2 separate regions of the Homo sapiens genome follow, and region 1 is linked to region 2. Evidence: chromatin loops called from intact Hi-C (ENCODE). Cell type or tissue: HCT116. All regions are shown on one strand. Links, peaks and the distances in the headings refer to the core of each region. The heading gives the core; the rest is flanking DNA. Region 1 holds the start of MIR4709 (microRNA 4709). Region 2 overlaps LIN52 (lin-52 DREAM MuvB core complex component).

Region 1 (16,789 bases), core at 1,067-9,066, 370 kb before region 2:
CACATCTGTTATGTCTTATTTTCCAAGAGATATACACAGAGCAGTTTTTTTTCTCCAGGGAACTTATACAAACCAATATAAGATCTAAATTCTTCACATAATGTATAAAACAGGAGAAGCCTCTTCAAATTTATTTTTTGAAGTCTGGAATGCTGGCACTTTCCAATTAGGCAATAGTTCTTCATTCCTGTAACCTAGCTCAGAGCTGCTGCTGACTATGGGCCTAGAGCAGCAGACATGATTTCTTTTTAGGCTGTTTCTTTTCCACTGGTGTTTTTCTATTTATCTGTCTGACCAGGTCATAAAATATTTCATTAACATTGACCTTTGACTTTGCAGATTATTCTAAAATGGCACAGTTCCATCACTGTCATGCTAAATTCTGGCCCTGTTCTTTGCCAACTACTCACTCATCTTCCAGGTCACATTTATTGCCAACCAAAATCATTGGAACATCTTCTGTGTCCTTAACCAGTAAAATCTGTTCCCTCAGGTCCTGTAAGTCAAACGTGGACTGAATATACTAGTGCAAAACCTTGGCCATTCTTCATATACAAATCCCTCATTGCTGTAAATTGCCCTGTGCCTGCAGTATCTAGGATTTTAAGCATACACTGTTGGCAGTTGACTTCAACTTGCTTTCTGTAGGAATCTTCTATCGTTGGGTCATATTTTTCAACAAAAATTCCCTGAACAAACTGAACCATCAGAGCAGACTGCCCAACACCTCCTGAACCAAGGACCACTAGCTCACCCGTGATGTGGTCTGTTTAAATACTGATGATTCCCCCAGTCTGGCACCTCCTCCACCTCCTCCTCCCTCCTCCCTCCTCCCTCCTCCCTCCTCCCAGCTGCGGCTCCTGCTTCGGCTCTGCACAGCAACGGCTGATGCCATTTTTATATACAATATTTCACTTGGATCTCATGACCATCCTATGTAGAGGTGATATTATCTCTATTTTACAGCTGAAGAAATTTGAGCCTCTGAAGTTATGCAATATGAACAGAGTCCACTCCACTAAGAAGCAGTGGAGCCCAGGTTTTGAGCTGGGTCTTATAACTCCAAAGCCTGTGCAATGTTAAAAGATTTTAGCCAGGTACCAAATAATTAAAGATCCAAGTTGTCTTAACATTGTCATCAGAAAATCCTGGTTTCTCCATTAATCTCTTAACAAAACAAGAGAGCAGTAGTTTGTTAGCTCCATGGCAGAGAGGTAGCTTTTTCCAGCCTTCTTTCTGCCCTCCAATCCCCACCTTCACCTCTGACCCATCCCTGCTGCACCTACCTCTTTTTCTACCAAGCACTCATAAGGTAGATCCTGCTGCAGTGGACCTGTATTAAAGATATGTATCTTGATAAGAATGGAGGAAATAGAGGGATGGCCTTTTTCCATGAAGAAAAAGAGCCGCATTTCTTGAAATCAAGTAGAACTCAGGAGCAATATCTGGCCATTTATTTTCTAGGAAAGGTAAGTAATTAAAGAACATTCTAAAGAGACTCAAATATAGGATGTCTGTGCTTAAGGGCTGTTGGAGACCTTAGAGGTCAGGGACAGATTAGTAGATGAATATCCACATAACCATGGGCATGTCTGAACCTCAGTTACGTATGCAGTGACTAGTCAGAGCCTGATACGTAGTAGGTACTTAATGTATGGTAGTTATTGTCTGTTAAATGAGTTACATTTAATTTGAAAAATAGCTCAAACTGCTTAAGCACTAAATGAAGCAGTAGTTAATGTATACTAGTCTGGAAAAACTCACAAGGCAAGTTTCAAGAACCTGAATATCAGTGCCACTCACATGTTCCATTGTGAAGAAACATTAGAGTACAAAAGAGAGGTAGTAACTAGTGACAAGTAAGCTAATGTCCACATAAGAAAGGACCTGCAGAGTGTCAGTGAGTTATCAAGAATTGGAAGGGACCACTCACGTGATATGAGTGTAACAAGTCAAGGCAGGGATTTCTGATGAAGTACATTATTAGAAAGCAGTTTAAGGGCGTTAACTGAAAGTATATTGCTACAAAAGGTTGTCATCCTTGAAATTATTCATACAGCTACAGACTTCTCTAGGCCATCTTTTGTGCTTTGACATTTCCATTTCTAGCTAACAAGAACGTTTCCTTATACCTAAGAATCTAAATTTTTTTTACTCTCTGCTCTTCATGGTTACATTGGGAAAAAGCTGGATCAGATTGCCAAATACATGAGAAATTGCTTAAATGTGAAATTATTCATGTAAGCCTTCATGTGTTAGTCCATTTGCCTTGTTGTAAAGGAATACCTAAGACTGGGTAACTTGAAAAGAGGTTTGATCAGCTCACGGTTCAGCAAGCTGTACCTGAAGCATAGTGCCACCACCTGCTTCTGGTGAGGCTTCAGGAAGCTTACTGTTAGGACAGAAGGCAAAGGGGAGCCAGCGTGTCACATGGCCAGCACTAAAGCAAGAAAGAGAAGGGGGAGGCCCCAGACTCTTTTAAACAGCCAGATCTCATGTGAAGTCAGTGAGAACTCACTCATCACCAAGGGGACGGTGCTAAGCCGTTCATGAGGGATCTTCCTCCATGATCCAATACTTCCCACCAGGCCCACCTCCAACATTGGAGGTCACATGTCAACATGAAATTTCAAAGGGACAAATAACCAAACCGTATCACTTCATTTATATGCCATTGATCTAAGAGAGAAGAGAATGCTTTAGAAATTACATTTGATAAATTAACCAAGTTAGTATGTGGTGCTGCTAGCATCAAATCACAAGTATAACTTTGTTCACTCTCTTAAGGCTGTAAGCTGTGCCCACATGCTAAGCAGCCCTCATGATTTAAGAAAAAAAGTATGAGGAGTTAGGAAGTTTGCTACTGTACATCTAGGATTCATAGTTAAACCAATTATGGATAGAAGTCAGGTCCTATTTTCATTTTTCTCAATTATTTTTCTCTTTCTCCAGATAAAACTGGTGGTGGAGTGGCAACTTCAGGATGACAAAAACCAAAGTCTCTTCTGCTGGGAAATCCCAGTACAGATCGTAAGTCTATCTGGGGGTGAGAGGGCATGGGTGGAGGGAAGAAAGTGGAGGAGAAATCAGACTGAAACTAAATCAGTGCCATAAGATAAAAGGAATTTCAAGACTGCTGTTTTATGCCTCTCAACCTCTAAAAGCATCTGAGACCCTATTTCCTGAGAGCTCAGAACTGTTGCCTTTGTAATATCCTTTGTTAAAAAAAAAAAAGGTTGAAGGAAAGAAGAGAGAGTGAGACTGTAGAGATTGATTTAACTGTCTTCATTGGTTTTTTTCTGTCGGAGTAAGGAAGGTCCAGCCAGACAGGACCTGAAGGAGGTTGCTTAGGAATGTCTGATAACTTGCCCTAGGGTTATTGCCCTGACAGTGGAGGAAAGGTTCCAAACCACTTCCACTGAGCTGGGACATTACATCCACAGGTTTCTCATCTCTAAGTGCCTCATTGAGTTCGGTGCATCTGGCCAATGAGTCTGCTGAGACTCTTGACAGCACCTCCAGCTCTGCTGCTTCAACAACAGTGACTTGCTCTCCAATGGTATCCAGTGATTCGTTGAAGAGGAGGTGCTCTGTAGCAGAAACTGAGCTCCGGGTGGCTGGTTCTCAGTGGTTGTCTCATGTCTCTTTTTCTGTCTTAGGTGGTTTCATTAAATGCAGCACTTGGTTAGCAGATGTTTAATTTTTTTTTTAACAACATTAACTTGTGGCCTCTTTCTACACCTGGAAATTTACTCTTGAATAAATAAAAACTCGTTTGTCTTGTCTTCTGCATGTGGGCTGTGGTCTTCTCCTGCTCCTTTCAGGGTACATTCTGCTAGAACCATGGAAGGCAGGCCCCCAGTTCCGTGGTCCCAGAGTGCACTGAAGACATGACTTTTTCAGAAACTCTTTTTCCTCCTTTTTGTCCAGTAAGACCATATCTATTTTATATAAAATGGCCTTGTTTTGCTTTATTTGACACAATCTTATACCACCAAGCATGCTCGAAAGAAGCAGTGAAAGTAAAAATCACCTAGTTGAATAATAACGCCTGAAAGGTTGAAGGAACTGAATTTGGTGGGGAGGGCAGGTAGGGGTTAGGGATTACAGGTTAGGATGAGGCATGGTGATCTTTTGGGAACACTGCTGTGAAGAAAGCCTAGAAGCTTAAAAATGAAATGTGAAGTTGTAGCAAGTAATGGCTAAATTAATTAAATCTTGGAGTTTCCTATCTTAAAGTACAAGTATAATCATGGGCATATATTTTGCCACCTATTTTGAGTCAGTATACTAGCAGTCAGCTCTTAGGTGGTACAGGGATTACAACCCCATTCACAATTGAGTTGAATAACATGGACCTTAGGTCATCCATTGTTAGGGCAAAAGGAAGGAACATTCATACAAAGTGCTTGTGAGCAAGTGATTGATTTGATCCAGTTCTTTTCATCCCACTAATTTCACTAGACCCTTGGATTTCTTTGGTCTGTGAGTTTCCCAGGAAAACCACCAGGGGACAGTGATGGATCAGGAATACAGTTATCAACAGCCAAGCTTTCCTAGTTAATGCTAGGAGCCAGTCAACCAGTGTACTTTTTACCTAAGATCTTTTGTGTATCCTGCCACATTGAGTCTAGAGTGACAGTCCACCTTGTCTCCCATACCAGACTCTAGATGTATCAGAATTGTGTGAATTCCTGAGGCTGTTAACTGTTGTGCGGGTCTCTGGCTTCGGACTGCCTATGGTTGAATCCTGGCACCAACAATTAACAGGACTACCAGTGTGATCTTGAAATCACTTCATCTCTCTGTGTGTCAGTCTCCTTATCTGTTAAATAGGACTAATAATAATAGGGCTGTGAAGACTAAATGAGATGAGGCATGTAAAACACTTAGAATGACCCTGGCTATAGTATATACTCTCTAAATGTTAGCTGTCACTCTGGGAGACAGACATTCTTCTTTGTCTACAAATAGCAGGAAAATTAGAAGGTTCAATCTGAGATTTGATGATGTCTCCTCAGAAGGATGAGGCTATCCTCTGTGCACAAGAACTTTCTGAAAGGCCTGGAAAAGCTCAATTCTCATGTGTCCACTGTCTCCCTATTCCCAGAAGATTTCTCATGCCATTTAGCTCCTTTGAAGTTAACAGCTACCCACCCTGCATACTCCTCTGCCCTTGTGTTAAAAGAAGACAGGACTCACAATACCATGCAAAATGAGTACTTGCCTCTAGCTAGGAACAGTGCCTACTTCAGGGAGAATTGATTTTGATACAGCTGACTAGTTTGAGTGTTAAACTATTTTGGAAATAATTTACATATCTAAGTTCTAAAATATATTTTTCTTTCCTCCACTTATTCTTCAAATTTGAAACAATGTTTTAATACTGTATATCTTTCATTGTTTATAACTTGCATTCTTTGTGAAAATTTGTTCTTAGGGACAAAAAAATTCTTAATCTTTTTATGTGTAAAGCAGGAACAGACAGATAATACATAAACAGATACATATTATATCTGCGGTATTAAAATTTGGTGGGGTGGTCGATTAGGATTAAAAGGTCCATAAAAGCTCCTGTAAGGAGTGATAATGAAAAGGGTGGGGAAGCACTAAAGACAAAGAGTATAAGTAGATATTTCAGAAATCGAAATTAAAAAGTATTTCGGCTAGTTTATACCCTTCCATCAGAGCAAAAGGGGAACACAACAGCTTGTGACTGTTTGCCAGCCATCGCGGGGCTACATGAAGCCTGCAGCCGTGAGCTAGGTAGGGCTCCCGTGGGGGGATTAGTTTGAAAGGTCGTCTTCTACAGACAGTTCACAGACGCCCCCGTGAGTCATTAAAACATTGAGAAGCACTGAATCTTAGGTATATCAAAAAGGTCATCCTCTTTCCAATGACCGTCTCATGCTTTTCTAGTCCACGGAGCAGGTTTTGGAGGCTCAGCTCTTACATGAATTCCAGGACAGATAAATCCCAGATTCTAATTGTTGAAATAATAATGAGGGGCACCCCTGCTTATAGAATAAAGGGAACCCAACACCTCATATCTCCAGTTTGGGAAAAGGTTAAATATGAAGACTAGTATTCAGTCAAATCTTCATACTAATAAAAAGCAACAAGCATGGAGTAATTTTAAATCCTGCATATTTGGTTTTTAAATCTTAGTTGACTTTTTTTAAAAGGAACAGAGTGATCTTTTTTTTTTTTAACACAAAGTCTTTCAGAAAAGAAACAGGGTGATCTTGATTATGCTTTGGAAAGGTTGATAAAAACAGCTTGTTCTCTGAGAACACCCTCCAGACATAGGAAGAGTGGCTTGAAATAGGTGAGGTCAACTAAGAGAAAATGATCTGGGATCAGCCATTCACTTCAGATAATCCAAAAAGCAATGGTTAAATGGGTTGGTACAAGGACAGGGTTACAGTATATAAGAAAAGCATTAGCACAGAAAAAGGAGTCGTGTAAGAAAGTCGCCAAGGTGAAAGTCACGTTAAACAAGTGTTTTTCCCAAGGAAGAGACAGAACAGGAAATAGAGGTTGGGGTATGCCTTATTTAAAGGCCTGGAACACTCAGGCGAGGGTGTGTGTGTGTGTGTGTGTGTGTGTGTGTTGGGAATGGGGCTGGGGGGAGACAGGGTTGTGTGTGTGTGTGTGTGTGTGTGTGTGTGTGTGTGTGTGTGTGTGTGTGTTGGGAATGGGGCTGGGGGGAGACAGGGTTGAGTGACCCAAAGTAGAAAGTGGCTCTGGATCTCCACAGATGTTGCCTGAAAGTCTTTGAAGGATTTGAGTCATTTTGGGTGGTTGTGTCTTTTTCTCTGAAGAGAATTCCTCAGCCTATCCCTAGATTCTAAACTGAATCCGATTCACTTACAGCTGTCAGTTGACTAGCAACTAAATGGTCTGGGTGTTGGTTGCCATGGAAACAGCTAAAAGGCCCATTGCTATGGGAACCTACCAGGCTCTCCAAACCAGGGGTTTGGTTCCTAAAAAGGGGTGGAGGGGAGGGTGGAGACCAGGAGATGGCCTGCATAGGTGGCTCAAGGGTCCTGGAAGAGGGTGGGCAATGTGGGTGAGTGGATCCGGCCAGCTCCTCTCGACTGGGGCAGAAGAACAGTGACCTCTTCTACTTTCTGCAGATGTTCCCATGCCTGTTCTCTGCTCACTGCCCAATGCTAGCCACAGAGCACAGGTGTTTGCAGTTGCAAATGGAGACTAAGAGCCTGAGATTCTGGAGCAGACGTGGCATGTCAGTGTGGCTCCCCTCACCTGCAGGGGCTTGGAGAAGGACGGCTCCCTTCTAGCAGGCCGTCCTCCACAAATCATATGTCCCAGATAAGCAGCCAGCAGGCAGAAAGATCAGCTTAGCTCTGACTGCCAGTGGGTAAGGCCAAGAAGGAGCCTGGCAGACAAATGGATGGCTGCTGGCCTTGAACATGGCAGAGCTGCTGGGTGTGCCAGATCAAAAAGCAGAGAGCAGGCCAGCAGCAGCAGACTGTTCTCAGCGCTGGAGAAATGCATTGCTCTGCCCACTACACCCTCAACCATCCATATGCCTCTGCCACAAAGGGGGATACTGCAAATGGATCAACATAGGAAAGATGAGGTTTGATGGAGATTCTCAGTGTACACACACAATGCTTGTAAGATTCTTTTCTGTTTTGCAATCAAAGTAACTCTCACATTAGTGTTTAGTGGTAAGATGATTTTTTTACTAAAACAAAGAGAAAACATCCCAGAAGCTCTTCCATTAACCACTGTTAATGTGTAATGTACAAATTGAAGGGATTGGACTAATCACTAAAGCCTCTGTCAGGACTAACAGCTTATGATGCATTGAGACGCTGAAAGGAAGTTGAAGAACCACTGGCAAATGGACACAGATGAATCGTTTTCTAGTTACTCATATTGTGAGGGCGGGGAAAATCTCTGAACTCCAGAGAGGCTTAGGATGGAGACTAAGGCCAAGACATTTGCTTTAGAGACCATTTCAGATATGTTGGGCCCAGGAGACTTTCACTTGGTTCTGCAGAATTCTGAGATTTGTGATGCTGATTTTTTTTTCTCCTAATCTTGCCTTTTTCCTGCCTGGAATTGTTAGTCTCAGACCCTCCCAGGAGCTTCAGAGTCTAAGAGCCTGGCACCAGAGAAAGAGAGAGAGAGAGATGCCACTAGAACTTGGACTGCTCCACAGGACAGTTGAGCACTTCCCCAGAATCTGTGGGGAGGTTTTCACTTTTGGAAGCAGTAGTTGTTTACAGATTTCTGTAACATTTAAAATGTTAAATACAAGCTGGGTTTATATCTCACCTCCAACTTTTTCCAGCTGCTTGACTTTTGATGAGTTCCTTAACCTCTTAGGGCCTTAATTTCCTCAGCTGTAAAACAGGATGATAAGAATATACCCACCTCAGGTGGTTCTAATGATGACATGAGATGGGGGATGCAAAGTGCTCAGTGCAGTACCTGACGCATAATAAGTAGCTGAGAAAGGTCGTTAGTATTATTATTATCATCCTAGATAAAAAAGGAAGGTTGCAGCCATGGAAACTGCTCAGTGGCCTAGAATCATAGGCATTTGCCATGCATTTGTCTTCCAAATTTAATTCCAGGTGCCTTTCAAGACTGATGGCCTCTCTGATGCCACACTCTGGTTTGCCTTCATTAAGCCAGATTCTAACCCTCTCTTTTTAAGACACTTAACCACATTCTTTTTCATGTATGATTTTTATGTGTCTGCTTACCTTCCTACTAGACTGTAAACATCTTGAGAATAGAGACTACCCTTTCATCTTTCAATAAATGCCTAGACCTCAGCAATTGTTTAATGAATTTTTTTAATAGGGAAAAATGTCTTTTTTCTGTAGGTCTTGGATCAGACCATTTAACCCTATAGCAGCCTTGTCTCCAAAGGGAAGAAAAGAGTAACAGTGGGCTAGGTTTCATTCTCCTGAAGAAGGGCACGGCATTGCCTCATCCTGAGTGGGCAGCTCCAGAGCAGGGCCAGGGCTCACATCTTCTAGAAGCCAGCTGTCATCTGTCTGTAAGATTCATTGACACCAGCTTGTCTCCAGCCTGAAGGCTCCCTGGCCCTGGGCTCAGGCAGAAATGGCTCCTCCTCCCCTCCTGGCTGCTGTCTGTCTTCAGTTCAGCCTGCCTCTCCCTCCTGATTGCTCTGGCTGAAGCAAGAAGCCATGAAGATGGCTCTGTAGCTGCAAGTTGCATCAGGTTGCCTCTGGGAGAAAGAGAGAAAGCAGACCCGGCTTATGCAACTCTCTCTCCCCATACACTGAATCTCTGAAGTTCCTGGCCAACCCCCTCAGCTTCCCACCAGAGTTTGCCAAGGCTTGGCTTGGCAGGAACAAGGCCCAAAGAGCTACACAGAGCATCTCCCAGACAGTGGCCACTGAGAACCATCTCCTGTCAAGGTGGGTAACAGAGAAATTTCTGGGGTAGGGAGTAAGGCAGGGGAATGTAGGAGAAAAAGCCTCCAGGCCTGACTGACTTGCCATGGGACCATGGATCAACCATTTAACCTCTTTCAGCTAAATACCTCATAGAGGTGTTGTGTAGACAAAAGGAAACAATGGATGTGCATGTGTAGCTTGGAAATACAAAGCCTATTCATACTGGGAATATTAATATCATAGGCTAGTGCAGAGGACTAGCAGTTAATCCGTTGGATTTTCCTACTTAGATCCCATTGGCTTGATGAGCTGTCTGGGCACCCTCACAGAAAACCTCACAAGGAAAACAAGGTCCCAGATTTGGTCACCAGAAGAACAAGGTTGAGACTGACTCAGTGAATGCCTTTCTTTGACTGCAAAACAGGACTGTAATGCAGCTGGCTCTCCTGAAATGTTGGCTTCTAGTTCCGAGGGTATAGGAGGCCTAGGCAGCTGTACACTTGTGTCATCCTGATCATCATGAAGTCTGGTGGAATTTATATGGACAGGACAGTATGCATTCCTTCAACCAATACTTACTGAGCACCTATTATGTGCCAGGCACTGTGCTGGGCACTGGGAATGAAAAAATGAGTAGGGCATGGTCCTTGCCTTCAAGGAGCTTAGAGTCTAATGAGAGAAGCTAGCAGCAAACCATCACTGCAATCCAGTGGGACAAAGCCATGATAGTCACATGTACAGAATGCCATGGCAGCAAAAAGGAAGAGTACTGAGGTGATTTGCTCTGGAAGAGGCAGAGCCAGGTCAGGCCTCTGCTTAGAAAGTGGCTGGAAATGGAGACACTTAATCATGTACTAGGTCTTTATTTATCCATCATTCATTCAGCCAACATATCTTCTGAGATTTTTTGGAGTATTTATATATTTATTTATTTATTTTTGAGATGGAGTCTCACTCTGTCGCCCAGGCTAGAGTGCAGTGGCATGATCTCATCTCACTGCAACCTCCGCCTTCCGAGTTCAAGTGATTCTCCTGCCTCAGCCTCGTGAGTAGCTAGGATTACAGGCGCCTGCCACCACACCCTGCTAATTTTTGCCTTTCAGTAGAGACGGGGTATCACTATATTGGCCAGGCTAGTCTTAAACTCCTGACATCAAGTGATCCATCCACCCGCCTCGGGCTCCCAAAGTGCTGAGATTACAAGCATGAGCCACCGCGCCCAGCCTGGAGTATTTCTTACGGTGAATTTACCTCCTCCTGCATTACTGGTCTTGGTTAATTTGGTTTTATTTAAAGTTCCTCCTACTTAATTTACTCTGGACCTGAGTAAGCATACTTGGTGATGTCCCGACCCTAGTGTATACCCAGCTGTCATGATCTATTTGGATTTTAGAATTCCGCCCCCCTCCTCTGACTCTCCAGCCCACATTACACCACTTCTTTCTCTGTCTTTGCTCTAGCCACATCAGTCTCCTTTCAATTCCTCAAATTGGCTGTACTTCCTTCCTCCAGCCACAGGACTCTTACACATGCTGCTCTGCTGCCTGAAATGCTGCCCCACAACCCCTTTTCATTTAGTTAACTCCTACTCATCCTCATTTCTCCTGCAATGTCCCTTCCTCCAGGAAGCCCTCCCTGACCACCTCCCCCAGATCAGATCAAACACCTTGCTATACATTTTCATAGCACTCTGCTCTCTCCCTTCATGACACAATTCAACACTATATACTGGTATAATTATTTGATCAATGTCTGGCTTTCCCAGTCCCTTGAAGGCATCTTTGGGAGAGACAACATTTCCATTTTGCTCATCACTGTATTCCCACTGTCCAGCACAGCTATTAGTCCAAGGAGCAGATCTATATGTGGTTTTTGAGATAATTAATTAATGGAATGATTAACTATCTTTTTTGGGCCACCATTTGCCTTGGGCCTAAATGGTTCTGTGTTCAAAACTAAAACAATGCCAAATGCAAAAATAAGGACCAGAACCAAACAGGGAGCCCCTGTAAGAAATGTGCAGAAAGAAGGTAAAAGCCAGGGGAGGGGTGTCCCAGACCAGAAGGCATGAAGGACTAGAGGGTGAAGAAAGGAAAAATGTAGAGGGAGAGAGGGAGAATTCCAAGGCCCTGGTGTCTTACACCTCTCTGGGTTTTGAAATCAATAAATAGGTATTGAGTATCTATAACTCTGATTCTCAGGGGTACTTGTGTTCCTTGGGTGTAAGATAGTATGCCAGGGATACAAAAGATGGGATACAATTAGTCCGTTTTCCTGCTGCTCCAGTGTTATAAGTAGAACTTGAGGAGTATGAGGTTGGGGAAGAAGAGGATCATTTTATATCGAAACCAATACCAATATAGAGTCGATAATAAATTTCGTATGATTACAAAAATTCATCTGAGATTTTAAATATGTTAACGCTATGACTTCAGTGGTAGTTCAGGAAGAGAGTCAGAGAACCATGGGTACCTCCAAAGGATCCTGTATGAATTGAAGTTTTGAAAATCAAATAATATTAGAAACACATGGAGGACACACTCTTTAGAGACAGAACTCTTGCTCATTTTTGTACCACCCACCATTCCTATAGTGCACAATGCCCTGGGTGCACTATAGTTGCACATTAAATGTTGAATTGAATCCATAGCAAACAACTCACTCTTAGTTCGGTCTGTAAATTGTGAGGATTTGTGTGTGTGTGTGTATGTGTGTGTGTGTGTGTGTGAGATAGGGTCTCACGTTGTCACCCAGGCTGCAGTGCAGTGGTGTGAACACAGCTCACTGCAGCCTCAACCTCCCAAGCTCAAGCAATCCTCCAGCCTCAGTCCCCCAAGTAGCTGAGATTTCAGGTGTGTGCCACCACACCTGGCTAATTTTTGTATTTTTTTGTAGAGACGGAGTTTTGCCATGTTGCTCAGGCTGGTCTCGAACTCCTGGGCTCAAGTGATCCACCCGCTTCAGCCTCACAAAGTGTTGTATTACAGGTATAAGCCACCATGCCTGGCCTGTTAATTAGACTTTATTATCAAGATTCCTCTGCCGGCCACTCCTCCAGAGAGAGTTGGAACTACTTCCGTGTCTCTCTGCAGAGGATCGAGAGGATCAAGCTCTGCAGGGTGTTGTGTCTAAACTACTCCAGGATGGAATCGTGAGGGAGGTGATGGGGAGGTTACCAAGAGTAAGATGAAAGCAGAAAGTACGAAGAACATTTAGCTTCCAGCGATTGCCTAAAGGAAATTATTCTCTAGTTTCTCTGCAGGTTTCCATTGTTATCTGTGTTTATCTTGACTCCAGGAGCAACTGTGAGCTCCTTGAAGATGGGGCTGTGTCCGTTTTTAACACTAGGCACCTTGAAACCATGCACAACAAATACTTGCTCACTGTCCGGCCCAGGGAACCCCTGAGATCAGCGCAGATAAAGTCTTGGGAAAGATAAGCATCCAAACTGCAAAGCCCTAAACAGTGAAGTTCTCAGAGGCAGGCAGTAGAAGCAGGATGTTGGAAAAGCTGACGTCTGAGGAAGACCAGTGGGTCCTTTCTCTTCTCTCCTAATCTACCTAACAAACTATTGCGCTGAGCCTTGAAGAGCAGCAGTGGTGATAGGAGAGTGATTACAAGGATTGATTTTCAGCAGGGGCTGAGATGGAGGAGACAGTGTTCTCAGACTTAATCACTGCTTTTAACTCCCCCAACATAATCTCTAATGGTCCCTGGCTGGTGCCACTCGGAGCCTCCATCCCCAAACCCGTGCCACTCTTCCTTCCTGAGCAAATCCTTCCAGCTTCTCAGCAAGTCTGTGGCTCAGCTCTATGCCTACCGCCTTCATTTCCAATGCATTGTGTCCCTATTCATTCAGTATCCAGGGAAGGAGAAGGAGTGAGGTTGCTTCTGCAGTCTGGATGTTGTTTCTAGAGTGTATCCAGTCAACCACCCCAGGAGCAGCTCTTAGATGAAGGGACCAGACCCACAGGCAAAATGTAGCAAGCCAAGGGTTCTGGGTGACAAATGCTTTTGAGATGCCATCAGGCAGGGATGTGGCTTGGAAGCAGGGGCCAGGCTGCACCCATGTCAGGAAAGGGCTGGAAATAAGTCAAATAGAACAGAGTGAAAAAACAAGAATCATCAGCAATTTTTTTTTTTTTTAAAAAGGGAAGGTAGAAGGCCAAGGGCACAGAGACTTGTTGCCAGAGAAATTAGAGGTGAGTACAAGAACTCCTAGACAATGCCTTTCTCCACTTCCTCCTGACTGCATTTTCTCCTTTCGTGACTGCATTTTCTCCTTTTCTCATAACCTTCTCGATAAATCACCTGCAGGTTGTAACCATGTTGGCTGCACCCACTTGAAATTGCAATCTGGCAGCCCTAAGATTGGCATTCCGGGACTGTCTTTGTCACGAAAAGCAGAAATCCTGTTTATTTCTGTAAATTAATTGCTGGCAGAGAGGGTTTTCATTTTCCACCCAGAACAATAAGCAAAGAAATTCCAGGGTTGGAAAGCACCTAAAGGTTACTGTGGGTTAAGTTGCCAGACTTAGCAGCAAAAACACAGTGTTCTTGGCATCTCTGAATTTAAAGCCACAAAATAGGTCAGAACTGTGTGCTGAGCTCAGTCTGTGAGCATAAGTAGCCCCTGAGCCTTTATCCCTTAGCAATGAGCAGGGAACACAAACAATCAAAACCACCCTTCAGGCGACAGGTGATGACCTCTGCACCTCATCTACAACTTCAGGCGATGCCTGCTGCAGTCTAGGGTTAGAGGAGAAAGCCATGTGGCCACATTTTCTTCTTCTTCTTTTTTTTTTATTATACTTTAAGTTCTAGGGTACATGTGCACAACTTTCAGGTTTGTTACATATGTATACATGTGCCATGTTGGTGTGCTGCACCCATTAACTTGTCATTTACATTAGGTATTTCTCCTAAAGCTATCCCTCCCCCCTCCCCCCGCCCCACGACAGACCCCGGTGTGTGATGTTCCCCACCCTGTGTCCAAGTGTTCTCATTGTTCAATTCCCACCTATGAGTGAGAACATGCAGTGTTTGGTTTTCTGTCCTTGCGATGCTCAGAATGATGGTTTCCAGCTTCATCCATGTCCCTACAAAGGACATGAAAAGGCTCTGCAATGTGTCACTGTCATAAAGCTTACTGCAGCCACTGCACTGGGTGCTGTCCTGCCATCTTCTAGACACCAAACCTGACCTGGTCCTCTTCCTACACAATGAGGCTGCAGTCGGTCTGCAGCCCATATAACCTCACCATGGGGAGCCAGTGTGTATGGCCCCTTTGGGAAGGATGACCCCCAAGGGCCTTGACAGGACGCACAGACACACACTTCACACTGCAGAGATACCAATCCTGTCATAGACCAGAAGGTGTCCAAGCGAAGGGAAGACAAGATACAGTGAGGTTATTTGGGGAAGGGTTCCTGGAGGGGAGGAGATAGACAATTATTCAAAGGCTAGTTACTTGATTTAGCAGAGATAAAGGGTAGGACATTGAGGGTGGTGGGTGAGGTGATGGTTTGGAAGCAGGAGGAGGTAAAGCTATCTACAGAAAGGCCATGTCCTACAAGACTGGTGTGTGGGATGGTTGGGTCAGTGGGAGGTGAGTGGGCCCACGCAAGTCCTCGATGAGTAACTCAGGCATGATGTGGGATGCACACCTGAGCACACAGCAGCAGGTTTCCAAGCAGGGGGATCGTGATCCCACTGCAGTGTGTGTGGGGGAAGAGCTGGGCCTGAGAGGCTGGAACACAGGGTCCATGCAGGAACATTTGCCTTATTGGGAGTTCATTGCCAGAGGGTGGCCAGGATAAAGGTTGAGGGAAAAAAGGAGTGGGAGGAGAATGTCCCCGAGAAGGGAGGTAGGAAGGTAAAGGGAAGGTCAAATGAGGGAGAGACAGAGGCCCTGGCCTTCCCAGATGCAAATCCATAAGAGCAGGAAGAAGAGAGCCCAAAAGTAGCAAAGAGCAGGCCGCTAGACCCCAGCCTTCTGGCCACGAGTAATGCCTGCGAAGCAGTTCTACTATTTCAAAAGAAAAACCTTCACATCTGTCATCAGATTGGATTAGAACATCTTTGTGATGGAGGCAAAGTCAAGGGTTGGCTCTTTGTGATGGAGGCAGAGTCTCCATCTGACAAGGGAGGAAATGGAGGCACAGGGGGCTAAAGTAACTCTCCCAAGGTCTAGTCACACCCCATTCCTTTCATAGGTCAGGCCAAGAGAAAGAACAAGGAGTTTGGCGGGCCCAGCTTCCCTCTGCACAGGGAGCCTTCCTGCCTTGCCAATGGCGTCTTTCCCTGGGCTCCATGGATCTCACTCTAAGCTGCACCCAGATCCCCAGGATGCTAGGCCACTAGATCCCCCCGGACCTTGGGACCTCAGACAAAGGCCTGCTGTGCCATGGGGTCCTGCCACCTTAGGATGGACAGGGGATGGATGGATCCGACTCCACTTCCCTCTCCTGGCACCTTTCTCTGAACTGTGTCTGCCTGGAGTCTCCTCTCCAGCTCCACGTCAGTTCCACTCACTTCTCCCCTGGGCCTGGCTGGGGGTTTGGGTCACACCCCCCATCAGCCCCTTTCAATCCATGCTCCTACTGCCCTGCCAGGGCTTCCCCCCAATCCCTCCTCATCCTTTCTTGGGCACTTCACTTTCTCTTATTGGAAAAAATATTTGGCTGAATGGGAGCTTGCCAGTGTTTTATTGCTCAGATAAGGGATTTTCATATCAGTCCTGGTGAGAAGCAGTTGATGGACTAGTCTTGCCACCTCCTGCAAAAGGCAATTTCATTTGGCCAAGTCTGAATGCACTTGGGAAACTGAGCTGCTCTGGGGGTGGAGGGGAACTTCATAATCTGAGCCCCCTGCCCCCTCTCCTGGGGCTGAAAAGGTACTGAGCATCTGCCTAAGGTAGGTGGGAGCACAACTGACTTGGACATTGCCCCTTCTCAGCCCTCGTTTTAGGACCTGACTCCTAACTCCACCCCCAACCAGGACCCTTATGCTGGAGAGGACAGGGTGGGCGACACTCAAGCTTCTGAAAGGAAATAATAGGCTGGGCGCAGTGGCTCACACCCGTAATCCCAGCACTTTGGGAGGCCAAGGTGGGAGGATCACTTGAGCCAAGGAGTTTAAGACCAGCCTGAGCAATATAGCAAGACCCCGTCTCTACTAAAAATTTAAATTTAAAAAAATTTTAAAGGAAATAACACGGTGACCCATTAATGAGAAAAGTGTGAGAAAACTGCATTTACACAGAATCCCACCTCTCCACCCAAAGCCAGTAACCTGGAAACATTCTGCAGTCAACATGGCCCAAGGAATTTCCCCTTGTGAAGTGTGAGGGGTTTCTGAGGGAGAGGAAGGAAGGGTAAAAT
Region 2 (16,789 bases), core at 4,914-12,913:
CAGGTGATCTGCCCACCTCGGCCTCCCAAAGTGCTGGGATTACAGGTGTGAGCTACCACGCCTGGCCTACTTTTTGTATTTTTAGTAGAGACAGTGTTTCACCATATTGGTCAGGCTGGTCTCGAACTCTTGACCTTAGGTGATCCACCGGCCTTGGCCTCCCGAAGTGCTGGGATTACAGGTATGAGCCACTGCGCCTGGCCAAAACTTTTTTAAAGATTTCAAATTTCAACAAATAAAAAGTTGGGGGAAAAAACTCTTTGGTTCATTAAAACATACCATTAAGAAAATTAAAAGGGAAGCTACAAAGTGGAATATTTGCAATTTATGTGACTGACAAAGGGTGGATATCCAGAATATATAAACAGTACTTACAAATCATTTTTTTAAAGACTGATAATCCAAGCCAGGCTCAGTGGCTCATGTCTGTAATCCCAGCACTTTGGGAGGCCGAGGCAGGCGGATCACCCGAGGTCATGAGTTTGAGACCAGCCTGGCCAACATGGTGAAACTCCATCTTTACTAAAAATACAAAAATTAGGCACACGTGGTAGCGTGCACCTGTAATTCCAGCTACTTGGGAGGCTGAGGCAGGAGAATCGCTTGAACCCAGGAGGTAGACATTGCAGTGAGCTGAGATCGTGCCATTGCACTCCAGCCTGGGCGACAAGAGTGAAACTCCATCTAAAAAAAAAAAAAAAAAGAATAATCCAGTAATCCAGTTTTTAAAGATGGGCAATGGGCAAGAGACACTAATAAGGACTTCACAAAAGATGTTATCCAAATGGCCAATAAACATACAAAAAGGTGCTCAACCTCATTAGTCATTAAGGAAATGCAAATTAAAACCACATTAAGATACCATTTATTAGAACGACTAGAAGTTAAAAGACTGAGAATACACCTGTTGGTAAGGACTTGGAGCAACTGAAATTGCTGATAGGTTTGTAAATTGATATAACCACTTTGGAAAACTATTAATATTTGGAAGTACCTACTAAAGCTAAATATACATATACCCCTATGATCTAGCAATTCCACTTCCTAGTTATATATCCAATGAAAATGCATGTACGGCCCAGGTGCGGCGGCTCATGCCTGTAATCCCAGCATTTTGGGAGGCCAAGGCGGGCGGATCACGAGGTCAGGAGATCGAGACCATCCTAGCTAACACAGTGAAACCCTGTCTCTACTAAAAATACAAAAAAAATTAGCTGGGCGTGGTGGGGGGGCGCCTGTAGTCCTAGCTATTCGGGAGGCTGAGGCAGGAGAATGGCATGAACCCAGGAGGCGGAGCTTGCAGTGAGCCAAGATGGTGCCACTGCACTCCAGCCTGGGCAACAGAGCAAGACTCTGTCTCAAAAAAAAAAAAAAAAAAAGAAAGAAAATCCATGTACCAAAAAAAGATATATATCAAAAATACTAACAGTATTTATTTGTAATAACCAAAAGCTGGAAATAGTCCAAATATCCATCATTAGTAGAACGAGGAAATAAATTGTGGTAACTTCTTACAATGAAATACTATATAGCAATGGGAGAAAACCCAAATGATATGGCCGATGTCATAATTTAAACGCTGATCAAAAGTCAGACACAAAAGAGTATGTGATTTGTTATTCCATTTACATAAAGTTCAAAGATAAACAAAATTATTCTATGATAGTATAAGTCACAGTAATGCTTTGAGAGGAAGGGGCAAGTAGGGACTAGAAGGGGCACAAAGGAGATTTTGTATTTATGTACTAGAAAGGTGTTTTGTTTTGAGATAGGGTCTCACTCCTGTCACCCAGGCTGGAGTACAATGGTGTGATCTTGGTTCACTCCAGCCTTGACTTCCCAGGTTCAGGTGATCCTCCCACCTCAGCCTCCCAAGTAGCTGGGACTACAGGTGTACACCAGCAGGCCCGGCTAATTTTTGTATTTTTTGTAGACACTGGATTTTATCATGTTGCCCAGGCTGGTCTGGAATTCCTGAGCTCAAGTGATCTGCCAGCCTCAGCCTCCCAAAGTGCTGGGATCACAGGCATGAGCCACAGCACCAGGCGCAACGTTCTGTATCTTGATCTGTTTTGACCAACGGTTACAGGGGAGTGTTAATTTTATGAAAATCATTGAGTTGTACATTATAATTTGTGTGCTTTTCTTTATATACATTATACTTCAATGTTAAAGCTTATTAAAGAACAAAAAATGATGGGACAGTAGAATATTTTTATATTCTGAATCAGATTGAATTCTCATTTTAGCTCTTTCCTCTTTTTATTTACTTATTTTTTGACACAGGGTCTCACTCTGTCATCCAGACTGGAACGCAGTGGCATGATCATAGCTCACTGCAGTCTCAAACTCCTGGGCTCAGGTGATCCTCCCACCTCAGCCTCCCCAGTAGTTGGAACTACAGGAATTTTCAGCTTGTCCGGCTCTCTTTTCTCTTTTCATTCAATATCCAAAACTTCAACCTATCAGATTCAACTCTCCATTGAAAGGACGTCTTTACCGTTATCCAACCATTCAGTCTTAAACGTGTCCTCCTACAATAGAGTCAGTCAAATACAACTACACCTGAGAAAACAAATCATTACTTCTATTTTATTTTTCAAATTTTTTTTGGTTATACCAAACCGAAAAGTAACAAGCTTTTAGTTTAGACTTAACAGTTAGAGATACTTCTCTTATACATATGCCAAAGTCATTATTTCTCCAGATTTCCTGTGACAAAGTATTTTGTGATCATTTATAAATTCCCATGCATTATCGCTACCTTCCAGATCATATTATCAACACAAACCAGTGGAAAGTACCAGAAAGAAATAAAGAAACGGGCACTACATTTGAAATACAAAAACACTCCTTATTTTGTTGAAATTTCTAGAACATCAATAACTAAAAAACAAACGAAAGCAGAAAAATGCCAATTTATTTCCCCATGGGCAGAAACAGTCATTCTTAAACCCAAAGCCTGGAAAGAAACTGAACTCCTATGAACACTTTTGTAATCACTTTAGTTCTCATCACCTCTTTGTTATACAAAAACTACTTTCAAAGCCCCCCCGCCAAAAAAAAGAAATCCAGGTCCATTTCACCTCTCAGCCAAACAGCTGCAGTTCTATTTAAGATTGACAGACATTCCAAATGGTTCTTTGCTCCTACTGAGTACTTAATACCAAGAGTTCACAGTTCTCCAACTACAGTGAAGACAGCCCGAAAACATAAAGTAACATCTTGGCCAACATTTGCTTAAGAAAATATGCTTCTTTGGCCAACTAAATCGTCTCTTGCCCATGACCCAACAGCCTACCATTTCTTTTGCTCTCAATTCCTACTTATGCAAGCACATCCTGAGTATGGGAAATGAGATATGTATGGGAAACATTCACCTTGCTATTTATCACTTGTATAAACTGATCAATTGTTAATGGATCTACTCATTTTTATTTAGAAACAGTCCACAGAAGAGCTCAAAAATTTAACTGCCTAGAAAATTCAGAGATTTAAGTACAATTTTGTTTCTAAAATGGCATACAACTTTTCCTTATTTTTTTAAGTAGTATTTTTTTCCTATTCAACAGACTAGAATGTGTTTTTGTTAATTTGGAAAATTCAGAAAATTTTAAAAACCACTCAAGATAGTCATTAAAACATACTGGTGTATTTCCTTCCAGCCATTTGTCTATGTCCATGCTCTCAAAAGAAAAAAAAAAAAAAACACCTGCTGTAAAATTGTATGTTCTGCATTTTGTCACTTGCTATTATCCTTATATATAATGAATACCTTTCTGTCATGAAATGCCCTTTAGTGCTTTTTTTCTTTTCTTTTTTTTTTTTTTAGAGACATAGTCTTACTCTGTCACCCAGGCTGGAGTGCAGTGGCACAATCTTGGCAGCTCACTGCAAGCTCCACCTCCCAGGTTCAAGTGATTCTCCTGCTTCAGCCTCCAGAGTAGCTGGGATTACAGGTGTCCACCACTACGAGTGACTAATTTTTGTATTTTTAGTAGAGACGGGGTTTCACCAGCTTGGCCAGGCTGGTCTCGAACTCCTGATCTCAAATGATCCGCCTACCTCAGCCTCTCAAAGTGCTGGGATTACAGGCGTAAGCCACAGTGGCCAGCCCCTTTAATGTTTTTTAATGACCACATTGTATTCTACTGTATGGGTAACACTATAATTCACCTGGTATTTCCCAAATGTTGAACTTTGTTTTATTATGTATTTTTTTTATTTTTTATTTTTTGAGACAGAGTCTCACTCTGTTGCCCAGGCTGGAGTGCAGTGGCTTAATCTTGGCCCACTACAACCTCCACCTCCTGTGTTCAAGCGATTCTCATGCCTCAGTCTCCCCAGTAGCTGAGACCACAGGCATGTGCCACCACACCCGGTTAATTTTTGTATTTTTAGTAGAGACAGGGTTTCACCATGTTGGCCAGGGTGGTCTCAAACTCCCAATCTCAGGTGATCTGCCCACCTTGGCCTCCCAAAGTGCTGGGATTATGGCATGAGCCACCATGCCTGGCCCATTTTCTTATTTATCACACTTTCTGCAGAATTACATGGAATGCTACTTTGAAACCAACACCATCCAAATTAATTTATACTCTGCCTACTCTCCAACCCCCTTCCCCTACAAAAAATCAGAAGAGAATGAAACACCACAAGCATTTTATGGTAAAATCCTCTTTGTGTGTAAAGCCATTTCAGAGGCAATGTTGGGTTTATGAAATAACTTGACTAACGGATAAAAGATTTGAATGTTTACAAGCCTTAAAGGTAATTTGAAGATTTGTATATCCTAATTTGTTAACCAAGGGAAAAATGAGAAATAATGGCATGGTTTACTTCACATTATCATAAAACATTTCAAAAAATAAAATACTTAAGGCTAAATTGACAATTTCTAATTAAGAATAACCATGATCCCTTCAAAGTGGAGTTCCTAGATTTTATGCTGTAACCTAAATAGGTGCAAAGCTAATGACTATGGCAAGATGGTAAAGTAATGCATAAAACAAAGAAAACAAGGATAAGTTTCCATCAGTATTTGCAATGCAGATTTCAACACAGTCTTTGGGGTGCTTTTCAATCAAGTTCTCTGGCTTTATTTTTCAGGTTAAAATAATTTAAATTTATACTTTCTTGAACTTCCAGCCCTCATCAACAGATAGGATCAAGAAACATGGAAAAAAAAAGTTCGCCTTCACAATAGAAGAAATGAACATTAGAACAAGACAATATTTTGCCTATCAAGTTGGCAATGACTTTAAATAATTATAATACTTGTTATTAGCAAGGATATGGAGTGGGGAGTACCTTTTTGGAAGATAATTTGGCAATCTGTTTCCCTCTCAATCACTAATTTCCAATTGCATGTAAATTGCAGTCATAATACCTAATGGGAATTATCCCAGTGCTGATATAATCCAATGTCGCTTATTTAAAACATGAGCAACAACAAATATTTTGGACCAATTCCTGTTACTTCAAATTTAAACTTCTGAAACTTTTTTCCAGTTAACAAAGAATTGGATGTCTACTGTATAGAGAGGCCATAACAACTTTTTAAACTTGTAGGAAAGTTCAGGAAAAGTTCATAGGTAGGGAACCGAAAGAAAAAGCACTATTGTGGAAGAAAACCATACAAAAGTCAGTCATTCTACTTAGCAGCCTAATGACCAGCCAAAGAAAATAGGGACTTCACAAGTCAACTTCTGAAGTTATGTACATCCTATTTCACATATTGATTTCTTTGAGATCAAATAACTCACCATTCACTATCTAAAACATTACCTGTTGCCTAGGTAATATGACTGAACTAGATATCTTATTAATAACACTAACCTCTAGCCTCTACAAATGACATTTACTTATTTCTAAGAAAATAAAGATGCCTGCCTACAAAGGAGCAAGTAAAAGAATTATGTGATTTTTGTTGTTGTTGTTGTTGTTAAGCAGGCATCTAGCCTCCTTCTGACTTCCCTGTCATTAATTAGGCTAAAACATCATGGTAAGCTCTAATTTCAGCTTATCCCGTAACATCCCCATCCAGACATTTACCTACTCCTAAAAATTCCAAATCTGAAAAATCTATTGTCAGTGCACTTCTTCCCATTCTCACTGCCATCATCCATTCAAGCTCTCAATCCTTCACCCTGGATTCCCACTGTAACTTCCTGCCTCCTCTCTCTACCATCCTACTCTATCCTGTGCACCAATGCCTCCTAAAGGTGTGTATCTTTCCTATTCAAAAATCTTCAGTGGTAGAACTTTTAATGACACAGGAAAATGCTTAAGATAGAATAAAATTTTTTAAAGCACAAGTTAAAACTACACACACACACACACACACACACACACACACACACACTAATCTCAGTTATATTAAAAAAGCATTTCTGGCCGGGCGCTGTGGCTCACACCTGTAGTCCCAGCTACTTGGGAAGCTGAGGTGGGGGACTTGCTTGAGCCCGGGAGGTAGGGGTTGCAGTGAGCCAAGATCACACCATTGCACTCCAGCCTGGGTGACAGAGGGAGACCCTGTCTCAAAAAAAGAAAAGAAAAGAAAAAAAAAAGAAAAGAAAGAAAAATAGCATTATCTGTGTACATGGTACATGAATGGATGCAAGTATACATATAAACACACACATAGACACATAAAGGGACTAAAAGTGGGGCCAGGAAACACATGAAATGTTAATAGTGGTTATCTCTCAGTGGTAAGGCTATGGTTTGTTGGTGGTTTTCTTTTTTTTACTTTCTTCTTTATTTTTACAATAAAAAAAATTGTAGTAAAATCTCTTTTAGTAAAGGGTCTCCCCAAACCATCTACAACACACACAGTTAATTTGACAGCATTAAGATACTTTTTAAAGAACATTTCACATGCTCCCTACTACCACTGAGAATAACTCCTTGACCCCTGGAGTTCAAGGCCCTCCTCAGTCTGGCCCCTCTATCTCCTTCCTAGTCTTAGTCATTATGAGACCTAACATAACCTGGGGTCTAGATTCAACCACTCGCACCGTTCCTTGAGCAGAGCTGTTGCTTTCAAACTCTTTAACATTCACTCTACCTAGAATATGCTCCCTTTCCATTTCTACCCATCTTTGTGTTCTTTAAGGTTTTCTTTCTTTCCTTCCTTCCTTTTTTTTGAGACAGAGTCTTGCTCTGTTGCCCAGGCTGGAATGCAGTGGCATCATCTCAGTTCACCGCAACCTCTGCCTCCCAGATTCAAGTCATTCTCCTGCCTCAGCATCCCGGGTAGCTGAGATTACAGGCGCCCGCCACCACGCCTGGCTAATTTGTGTATTTTTAGTAGAGGCGGGGTTTCACCATGTTGGCCAGGCTGGTCTCAAACTCCTGGCCTCAGGTGATCACCCAACTCAGCCTTCCAAAGTGCTGGGATTACAGGCGTGAGCCACCGCACCTGGCCAGGTTTATTTCCAATGTTCCAGAAATTGCAAATATTACCATACTCATTTCCCTTGTCTATAACAGACATCACTAATTGCCTTCTCTGAATCTAGGCTCCCTCTCAAAATCTTTCTCAATTCAATGGTCCTAGGCAGGTCTTAACTAAATAAAATGAAGTTTATCTGCCACTCCTGTAGCAATCTAATGCAATTGCCTCTTCTCCCCCATCCATATAGTTCTTTGTACTCTCATAGAGCTTTTCTCCTCTATATTTTTTTAAGAATCATTTACCTTAGTTGTCTTATCTTCCTTTCCTACTAGATTTTAATCTACAAGAGGGCAGTAATTATCTTCCTATCCCCTACATAGCCTTGTATGAAGTAGTCACCCAAACAGTTGCTGAACAGGACACTTCATTCTTTTGTTATTCAAAATGGCTAAATATTTGAAAGCTTTATTTTAAAACAATTAAATTTTTCTTGAAGGACTAATTAGTCCAATGTAGTTTCATCAACTTTAGCTAACATTCCTGTTTAATGTAATAGAGCATTGCCTGATACCACATGAAAACCAACAGAGTCCAAGGATACAAGATAAGTCACTGGTAGGGGAAAGTATTGAGACAAGAGAACTTAACCCATTTTTAGGGTCTTATATGCAGATATAAAAACTATTGAATTAACCACATTTTTAGAATTTTTTTCTACTAAGTGGGAGAATCGCTTGAACCGGAGGCAGAGGTTGCAGTGAGCCGAGATTGTGCTGCTACACTCCAGCCTGGGCAACAGAGGGAAACCCTGTCTCAAAAAAAAATTTAAAAAAAAACAAACAAACAAGGAAATATGTAAAAAAAGATGAAGAGATAAAAAAGAAAAACAAAAAGCTAAAAATAAAAATCAACAAGGTATCAACAAAGCTAGGCAAGTAGTCTGGTAAAAATCACAAGAAGGGGCCAGGTGCTGTGGCTCATGCCTGTAATCCCAGAACTTTGGGAGGCCGAGGTGGGCGGATCACCTGAGTTCAGGAGTTCAAGACCAGCCTGACCAACATGGAGAAACCCCATCTCTACTAAAAATACAAAATTAGCCTGGCGTGGTGGCGTATGCCTGTAATCCCAGTTACTCGGGAGGCTGAGGCAGGAGAATAGCTTGAACCACGGAGGCGGAGGTTGCGGTGAGCTGAGATCACGCCATTGCACTCCAGCCTGGGCGACAAGAGCGAAACTCCATCTCAAAACAAAAAAAAAGAAAAAAAGAAAAAAAATCACAACAAGTTTTTACATAGATCAAAAATCCAGTTCAAGAGATGTGGGTAGTCTTTCTGTTAGTGGTACAGAAAGACTCATGCTGCCATCTAGAGGTTAAAGGCTAGATGATTTTTCTCCTCAGTCAAGGACTATTAATTTAGTTCTATGAGAGGTAGGACTTAATTGGCCTAATAAGGGAAGCCAGACAAATAATTCTGATGTCAGCCCACAAAAATAAATAAATAAATAAATAAATAAATAAATAAATAAATAAATACCAGGGGCAGGGCATGGTGGCTCACACCTATAATCCCAGTGCTTTGGGAGGCTGAGGCGGGAGGATTGCTTGAGCCTAGGAGGATGTGGCCAGCCTGGGCAACACAGGGAGACCCCATCTCTACAAAATAAAAATTAAAAAAAAAAAAAAATCAGTCAGGCATGGTGGCACTGTCCTGTGGTTCCAGCTACTCGAGAGGCTGGGCTGGGAGGATTGCTTGAACCTGGGAGGTCAAGGCTGCAGTGAGCTATGACTGCACCACCGCACTCTAGCCTGGGCAACAGAGACCCTGTCTCCAAAAAAACAAAAAGGTGTAAGAATCACAGTTATACTCTCCCTTCCCTCCTTTATATATTAAAATTACAAATCAAAAGAACTGTTTAGAATTTTATCTAGATGGGAAACAACTTCTAAATGTAAATGATCACTTTTTTGCAAATCACATGCCCAGAGGGTGGAGAAGTCTAGTACCACAGGCTAGTGCTGTGGAAACTTCTGCTTCTTGAAAGCAGTTTTTCTTAGTTACTACCATCAAATAAAGTACCAAATAGTAAAGTTGTATAGATAACTTCATCAATGTAGATTAATGGGATAAAGTATTAAGTTTTGAATGGAGACATCTTAATCTTTTTTTTTTTTTTGAGACGGAGTCTCGCTCTGTCACCCAGGCTGGAGTGCAGTGGCGCGATCTCGGCTCACTGCAAGCTCCACCTCCCAGGTTCATGCCATTCTCCTGCCTCAGCCTCCCAAGTTGCTGGGACTACAGGTGCCCACCACCACGCCCGGCTAACTTTTTTTGTATTTTTAGTAGAGACGGGGTTTCACTGTGTTAGCCAGGATGGTCTCGATCTCCTGACCTCGTGATCTGCCTGCCTTGGCATCCCAAAGTGCTGGGATTGCAGGCGTGAGGCACCATGCCTGGCCTCCTTTTTTTTTTGAGATGGAGTCTCGCTCTGTCACCCAGGCTGGAGTGCAGTGGCATAATCTCGGCTCACTGCAACCTCTGCCTCCCAGGTTCAAGCGATTCTCCTGCCTCAGCCTCCTGAGTACCTGGGACTATGGGCGTGCGCCACCATGCCCAGCTAATTTTTGTAGAGACAAGGTTTTACCATGTTGGCCAGGCTGGTCTCAAACTCCTGACCTCAGGTTATCTGCCCACCTCAGCCTCCCAAAGTGCTAGGATTACAAGCGTGAGCCACCACACTGGCCTTAATCTTTTTCTTTTAGAGATGGGGTCTTTCTTTTAGAGAATGGAGTCTTCGTTTTGTTGCCCAGGCTGGTTACAAACACTTGGCTTCAAGCAATCATCCCCGCTTGGCATCCCTCTCAATCTTTTTACAGTGAAATGTTGCTTTTAAAAAACAACAGTGATAAAATTTAGCCAAATAACAGTCCCATTAAACTGCTACATGAACGTACAGAATTATATGATTAATCAGCAGAAGCAACTACTTATATCAAAGTAAGCTAAATTCCTCAAAGCTTTTTTAGAAGGTAATATATTCAGTGTTACCTTATTTACATTAAAGCACATCTACAAAAAGCCCACAGCTAACACTGTGGGTTTCTCCCAAAGATCAGGAAAAGTCAAGGATGTCCACTCCTGCCACGTCTATTCAACACTGTACTGGGATTTCTAGCCAGGACAATTAGGAAAAAGAATTAATTTAAAGGCAGTCAGAATGGAAATGAAGAAGTAAAACTGTCTCTCTTTGCAAATGACAATTCTGTATATGGAAAATTATAAATAATCTACTAAAACATTATTAGAACTAAAGAAATAAGTTCAACGAAGTTGCAGAATACAGGATCAATATACAAAAATTAATTCTATTTCTCAGTAGTAGCAATGAGCAAACTGAAAATGAAATTAAGACAACAATTCCATTTATAATAGCATCAAAAAGAATAAAGTACTTAGGAAAAAATTTAACAAATGAAGTATAATATTTGTGCTTTGAAAATTGCAAAACATTGTTGATGTTGGAAAGCTCACACATCCCAATTTCAAAATTTACTACAAAGCTACAGTAAGCAAGAAAGTGAATTACTGGCATAAGGATAGAGATTACATCAATGGAATAGAATGAGAGTCTAGAAATAAACCTTCACATTTACGGCCAACCAATTTTTTTTGTTTTGAGGCAGGGTCTCTCTCTATAGCCCAGGCTGGAGTGCAGAGGTGTGATCATGGTTCACTGAAGCCTCAACCTCCCAGGCTCAGCCTCCTGAGTAGGTGAGACTATGGGTGCACATCACCATGTATGGCTAATTTTTAATCTTTTTGTAGAGATGGAGTCTCACTTTGTTGCCCAGGCTTGTCTCAAACTCCTGGGCTCAAGCAATTCTCCCACCTTGGCCTCCCAAAGTGCTGGGATTACAGGTGTGAGCCACCATGCCTGGCTGCCAACTGATTTTTTACAAGGATGTCAAGACAATTCAATAGAAAAAGGATAGTCTTTTCAACAAACGATGCTAAGAAAACTGGATATCCACATGCGAAAGAATTAATTTAGATCCCTATCTCACACCAAATATAAAAATTAACTTAAAATGAATCAAAGACCTAAATCTAAAATTATAAAACTCTTAAAAGAAAACACAGGCATAAGTTTTTGAGAACCTGGATTAGGCAATGGTTTATCAGGTAGGACACTAAAACACAAGCAACAACAAAATAGATAAATTGGATTTCATCAAAATTTAAAGCTTTGTGATTCAAAGGACACCATTAAGAAAGTAAAAAGACAACCCATAGAATGAGAGAAAACTTTTGCAAGTCATATATCTGATAATGTCATATATGTGATAATAACATATATATGTTTCTAGAATATATAATGAAGTCTTACAATTCAATAATAAAAACACAAACAATACAATTTACAAATAAGCAAAGGATCTGAATTGATAGTTCTCCAAAGAAGATATATAATAAGCACATGAAAACATGCTAAACACCATTATTACTAGACAAATGCAAATCCAAACCACAATGAGACACTACTTCATACCCTCTATGATGGACATGATAATAATTAAAAAAACAAAAAATACAAATAACAAGTATTGGCAAGGGTGTGAGAAAACTGGAACCCTTATACACTGCTTGTGGGAATGCAAAATGGTTCAGCTAGTTTGGAAAACAGTCTGACAGTTCCTCAATAGATCAGATATAGAGTTACCACATGACCCAGGAATTCCACCTCTAGCTATAAACCTAAGAAAATGAAAACATGTTTACCCAAAAAGTTGTGTGTTTTGGTTGAACCTGAATGTTCACAGCAGCATTATTTGAAGTAGCCAAGTAGTGAAAACAACTCAAACGCCCATCACCAGGTAGATAAATACAATGTGGCGTATCTATACAATGGAATATTATTCAGCCATAAAAAGAAAGAAAGCACTGATACATGCTATAGCATAATTGAACACTGAAAACATTATCTTAACAGAAAGAATCCAGTCACAAGAAACCACATATTATATGATTTCATTTACAAGCAATGTCCAGACGAGGCAAATCCATAGAGACATGAAGCCAGTAAGTAACAGCCTAGGTCTGGGGAGTTTGGGAAGTAATGGGGAGTGACTGCTAATGGGTGCAAGGTTTTTCAGGTGATGAAAATGTTGTAAAATTGGTTGTGGTGGTGACTGCAAAATTCTGAATATACAAAAATCACTGAATTGCACACTATAAATGGGGAATTATAGACTATGTGAATTACATCTCAATAAAGCTGTTACCCAAAAAAAAGAGAAAAAAACCAAATGTATCAGGGTCCCAAGGTTTAGCCGTAGTTTCAAATGATACAATCCTCTGCTTTCCCAGTTTTCACATTTTATTTAAAAATATTTCAAAGATAGCTAGTAAGTAGGTCATTTGCATGACTACTAACTGGTCTGTGGTCTTCAGAGATGGGGAAAAAAATCTATGGGCTATGGGCTGAAAAAGTAAAAATATGATTCTTATCTTAAAAAGTTACAATCAGTCCAAGGACTGAGACATGTACCAAAAATCTCCAAGAAGAATGGTAAAAGCACCTTACAAATCAAACAAACAAACTGCTCTAGGGGCAATTTGAGAGGCCAGAGAGAGCACTCACTTTCTAAATCAAGGATGAAAAGGGAAAGCTGATAGAAGGACAGCTTACCGAGAAAAAGGAATAGCATGAGTAGAACTAAGAAGATGGGGAAGTATTCCAGAAAGAGAGGGTAAAAACTGCTGAGAACTAGTATTCAATAGGATTCATGATAATGAACCTTAGGAATAAAGGAAGCAATGTAGTATTGAAACTTACAGGTCTAAATCAGGATCATAAGCATGTAATAATAGTGATGGAGTAGGGTTCAAGTAGAAGATAAACCAAGCGATCATCAACAAGTTTCACACTGTATTTATTCTGTGCTGTTGACCATCCACTGTCATAAGAGAAGACATTCCAGAAATAAGACCTTCAAATATTACGTCTCATCACTAAAACACCAACTACCCAGAAAAAGAACAATTTCCCGAAGCTTCAGACAGAGACAGTGCATGTGTTTTGGTAGAGGAGATGTAAGAAGGCTAGAGTAATCCGGCGAGGGTCAGAATGCAAAGGATTTTGAATGCCACACTAAGGGGCCTAAATTTTATCCTATGGGTAATGAAGTAGTACCAATGATTTATGAGCAAAAGACAAAGAGAAGAAAATGTACTTCAAAAAATCAGGCCGGGGCCGGGCGTGGTGGCTCACACCTGTAATCCCAGCACTTTGGGAGGCCAGGCGGGCAAATCACTTGAGGACAGAAGTTCGAGACCAGCCTGGCCAACATAGTGAAACCCCATCTCTGCTAAAAATATTTTTAAAACGCTGGGCATGGTGGTGCACACCTGTAATCTCAGCTACTTGGACGGCTGAAGCATAAGAATCACTTGAGCCTGGGAGGTGGAGGTTGCAGTGAGCCAAGACTGCACCACTGCATTCCAGCCTGGGAGACAAAGCAAGGCACTGCCTCAAAAAATAAACAAATAAATAAATAATAAATCAGGCTGGGGTAGGCATGGTGGTTCATGTCTGTAATTTCAGCACTTTGGGAGGCCAAGGAGGGAGGACTGGTTGAGCCCAGGAGTTCAAGACCAGTCTGGGCAACATAGTGAGACCTCGTCTCTACAAAATATCAAAAAAATTAGCCAGATATGGTGGCACTGCACCTGTAGTCCCAGCTACTTGGGAGGCTGAGGTGGGAGGATCTCTTGAGCCCAGGAGTTCGAGGCTGCAGTGAGCCATGATAAGGCCATGGCACTCCAGCCTGGATGAGAGACCTTGTCTCAAAAAAACAAACACAAAAACAATGCGGCAGCAGTAACAAGATAGATTGGAATGGGCTAGTTGAGAGGCAGAGGGACCAGCTAGAAGGTGACTGTAACATAGTTCCAGTAAAAGAGGGAGGACTCTGAGCTCAGATGGAAATAATAGAAATGGAATTCTTCATATGCTAAGGCAGAGTTTTACTTTTTTAAATATTTCTATATATTTCAAGGGAATTTCATATAAATTAACTGCCCAAATCAAGCCAAGAGGCCTCAATCATCTGAGAGACTATAAATCCCTATAAGAAAAGTTACTGCATTCCAAAATTTGCACACCAAAAGGGTTATCTGAGGCATAATCATGTACCAATTCAAAGGGTAGCACTCATCTTCCAAAAGACACAACCTAGTTACTATCAGCCCTAGAAGGTTCATATAATTTTTATACTAACATTTAACAATGCTCTTGGGAAGTGACAAACAATCATGTTTTGAGGACAAATATTTTTTGCATTTTTTTTCTTTCCATCATCTTTATCAGTGCAGATATTTGCATAAAAACAGGATCACTGGTCCTTGGGGATTCATCAGTTCCTACTGCTTATTTTTCACCCATGTCATCCTCTCAATTAATGCAGGAAAGAGGATTTAGACATTGAAACACCAGATTAGGGTGTCAAGTAAAAGCCAACCCCTAGAGTAGATGAATAATCTGTAAGGACAAAAAAAAAAAAATCTTGTTTTTAATGCAAATACACTACACACAATAAAACAAAGAGAGACTGTATGTAAGAAGTTCAATACACATCAATGTAATTGTTTCTCATTCTAAATTTTAAAGCTATTTCATGTCAGCTAAATTCACGATGGTCAAGGAAAACGGCAATCAGTTGCAAAGCAATGCTATGGAAATTGAAAGAACACCAAATTTTGAGGTAGAAGATAATTCTGAACAATCTCAGCTGTGCTCATGGGACTCATTTGGCAGAAACAAGCATTTCTCTTATACAGTTTTGGTTTAGTGCTGAAGGTGGCCGAATTAAATGACTTCAAACCCCCACCCCCAAAGCCTTAAGTTTTTAGAAATACAGTTAGCAGTAATAATGGCTTTAATTGTGTGGATTTAAAAAAATAACAAATGCCACACCAAGTTTTTGATTCCATTGAAAGTCATTAAAATAAACTTTACTGATGCTTAGGGAACAAACTCATTATTCTGAAAACTAATAAAGAAAGAAAAAGAATCATTTATCCCATCATGCCAGTAGAAGCAGTTTTCGAGGTAACCAAATAGTTGATAAGATACAGTCCTTTTTAGAAAAATTCTAGTCAATGAGAGAAATGACAGAATATTACTACCTTGCAACCTATAATAAAACAGTAAATCTAGACTGTGATCAAAGCCTGCTACTCTAGGTATAAGACTGATGAAGAATATTACAATGAATAAATCTGATTGTCATAGTTCCACCTGCATTTTATTTCCCCATCATTTGTTAAGCCTAGTCATTTGTTCTGTAGATTTTTCAAATTCTGGGTTTTGTTGATTACATTCCTGTGGTAGAGCTTAATTAACATGTTCACCTATCCCTTTTTATTTCCTGATAGTTAGATCTAGAATCCATCAACTATTAATCTTAGTATCACAAAAAGAAAGACCAGCACACATAATGTACCCAACACCAACTGTGAAATATTCTTATCAAAATTAAAAAAAAAAAATCAAGCCTGTATCTGTGCAAGCTTCTAGATCTAACAATCAGCAGATAAAAAAGGGATAGGTGAACATGTTAAGCTCTACCACAGGAATGTAATCAACAAAACCCAGATTTTGAAAAATCTACAGAACAAATGACTAGGTTTAACAAATGACAAGGGGAAATAAAATGCAGGTGGAAGTATGACAGGCTAAAAAAGATTTCAGAGACATATCAAATACAGTATATGAACCTTATTTAGATCCAGACTCAAAAAATGAACTGTATAAAGGCATTTATGAGTCAACTACAGAAATCTAAACCCTGATTGGCTATTTGATGATATTTAACAAGTTTGTTAAAAAAATTGTAGTTATAATAATGAAACTATTGTTATATTTTTAAAAAATAACAGTAGCCAGCTGGGCGCAGTGGCTCACTCCTGTAATCCTGGCACTTTGGGATGCTGAGGCAGGTGGATCACGAGGTCAGGAGATTGAGACCATTCTGGCCAACATGGTGAAACCCCGTCTCTACTAAAAATACAAAAATTAGCCAGGCATGGTGGCATGAGCCTGTAATCTCAGCTACTTGGGAGGCTGAGGCAGGAGAATCGCTTGAACCCAGGAGGCGGAGGTTGCAGTGAGCCAAGATCGCGCCACTGCACTTCAACCTCCAACCTGGCGACAGAGCGAGACTCCGTCTCAAAAAAAAAAAAAAGAAAGAAAAAGCCAGGCACAGTGGTATGTGCCTGTAGTCTCAGCTACTCAGAAGGCTGAGGTGGGCTGATTGCTTGAGCCCAGGAACTCAAGTCCAGCCTAGGCAACATAGAAAAACCCAGTCTCTTAAAAAAAAAAAAAAAAAAA

What was found. Peaks named below come from ENCODE experiments on the same cell type or tissue, not always from the same donor. Only the 100,000 strongest peaks of a DNase experiment are listed, where the experiment ranks them.
Region 1: a loop joins it to region 2, with 10 times the contacts of the local background. A loop is called at or near these places in 4 of 110 quality-filtered maps.

What each region holds. Positions count from the first base shown.
Region 1 is chr14:74,466,943-74,483,731 of GRCh38, reverse strand. NPC2 (NPC intracellular cholesterol transporter 2) reads left to right here. Exons shown (of 5, transcript NM_006432.5): 4 at 2,953-3,030; 5 at 3,444-3,792. The coding sequence ends at 3,458. MIR4709 (microRNA 4709) reads left to right here and starts at 3,528; the gene lies at 3,528-3,599. It also overlaps a transcript of SYNDIG1L not described here and the pseudogene RAP1AP. In HCT116, for the core only: a CTCF peak has its summit at 4,511 (motif pointing right); no DNase peak of the experiment used is centred there.
Region 2 is chr14:74,103,751-74,120,539 of GRCh38, reverse strand. All of the region lies in intron 5 of LIN52 (lin-52 DREAM MuvB core complex component), which reads right to left. All of the region lies in intron 1 of LOC105370563 (a long non-coding RNA gene), which reads left to right. Among named protein-coding and RNA genes, the nearest start is that of LIN52, 27 kb to the right of the region's middle. In HCT116, for the core only: a CTCF peak has its summit at 8,743 (motif pointing left); a DNase peak (open chromatin) is centred at 8,769.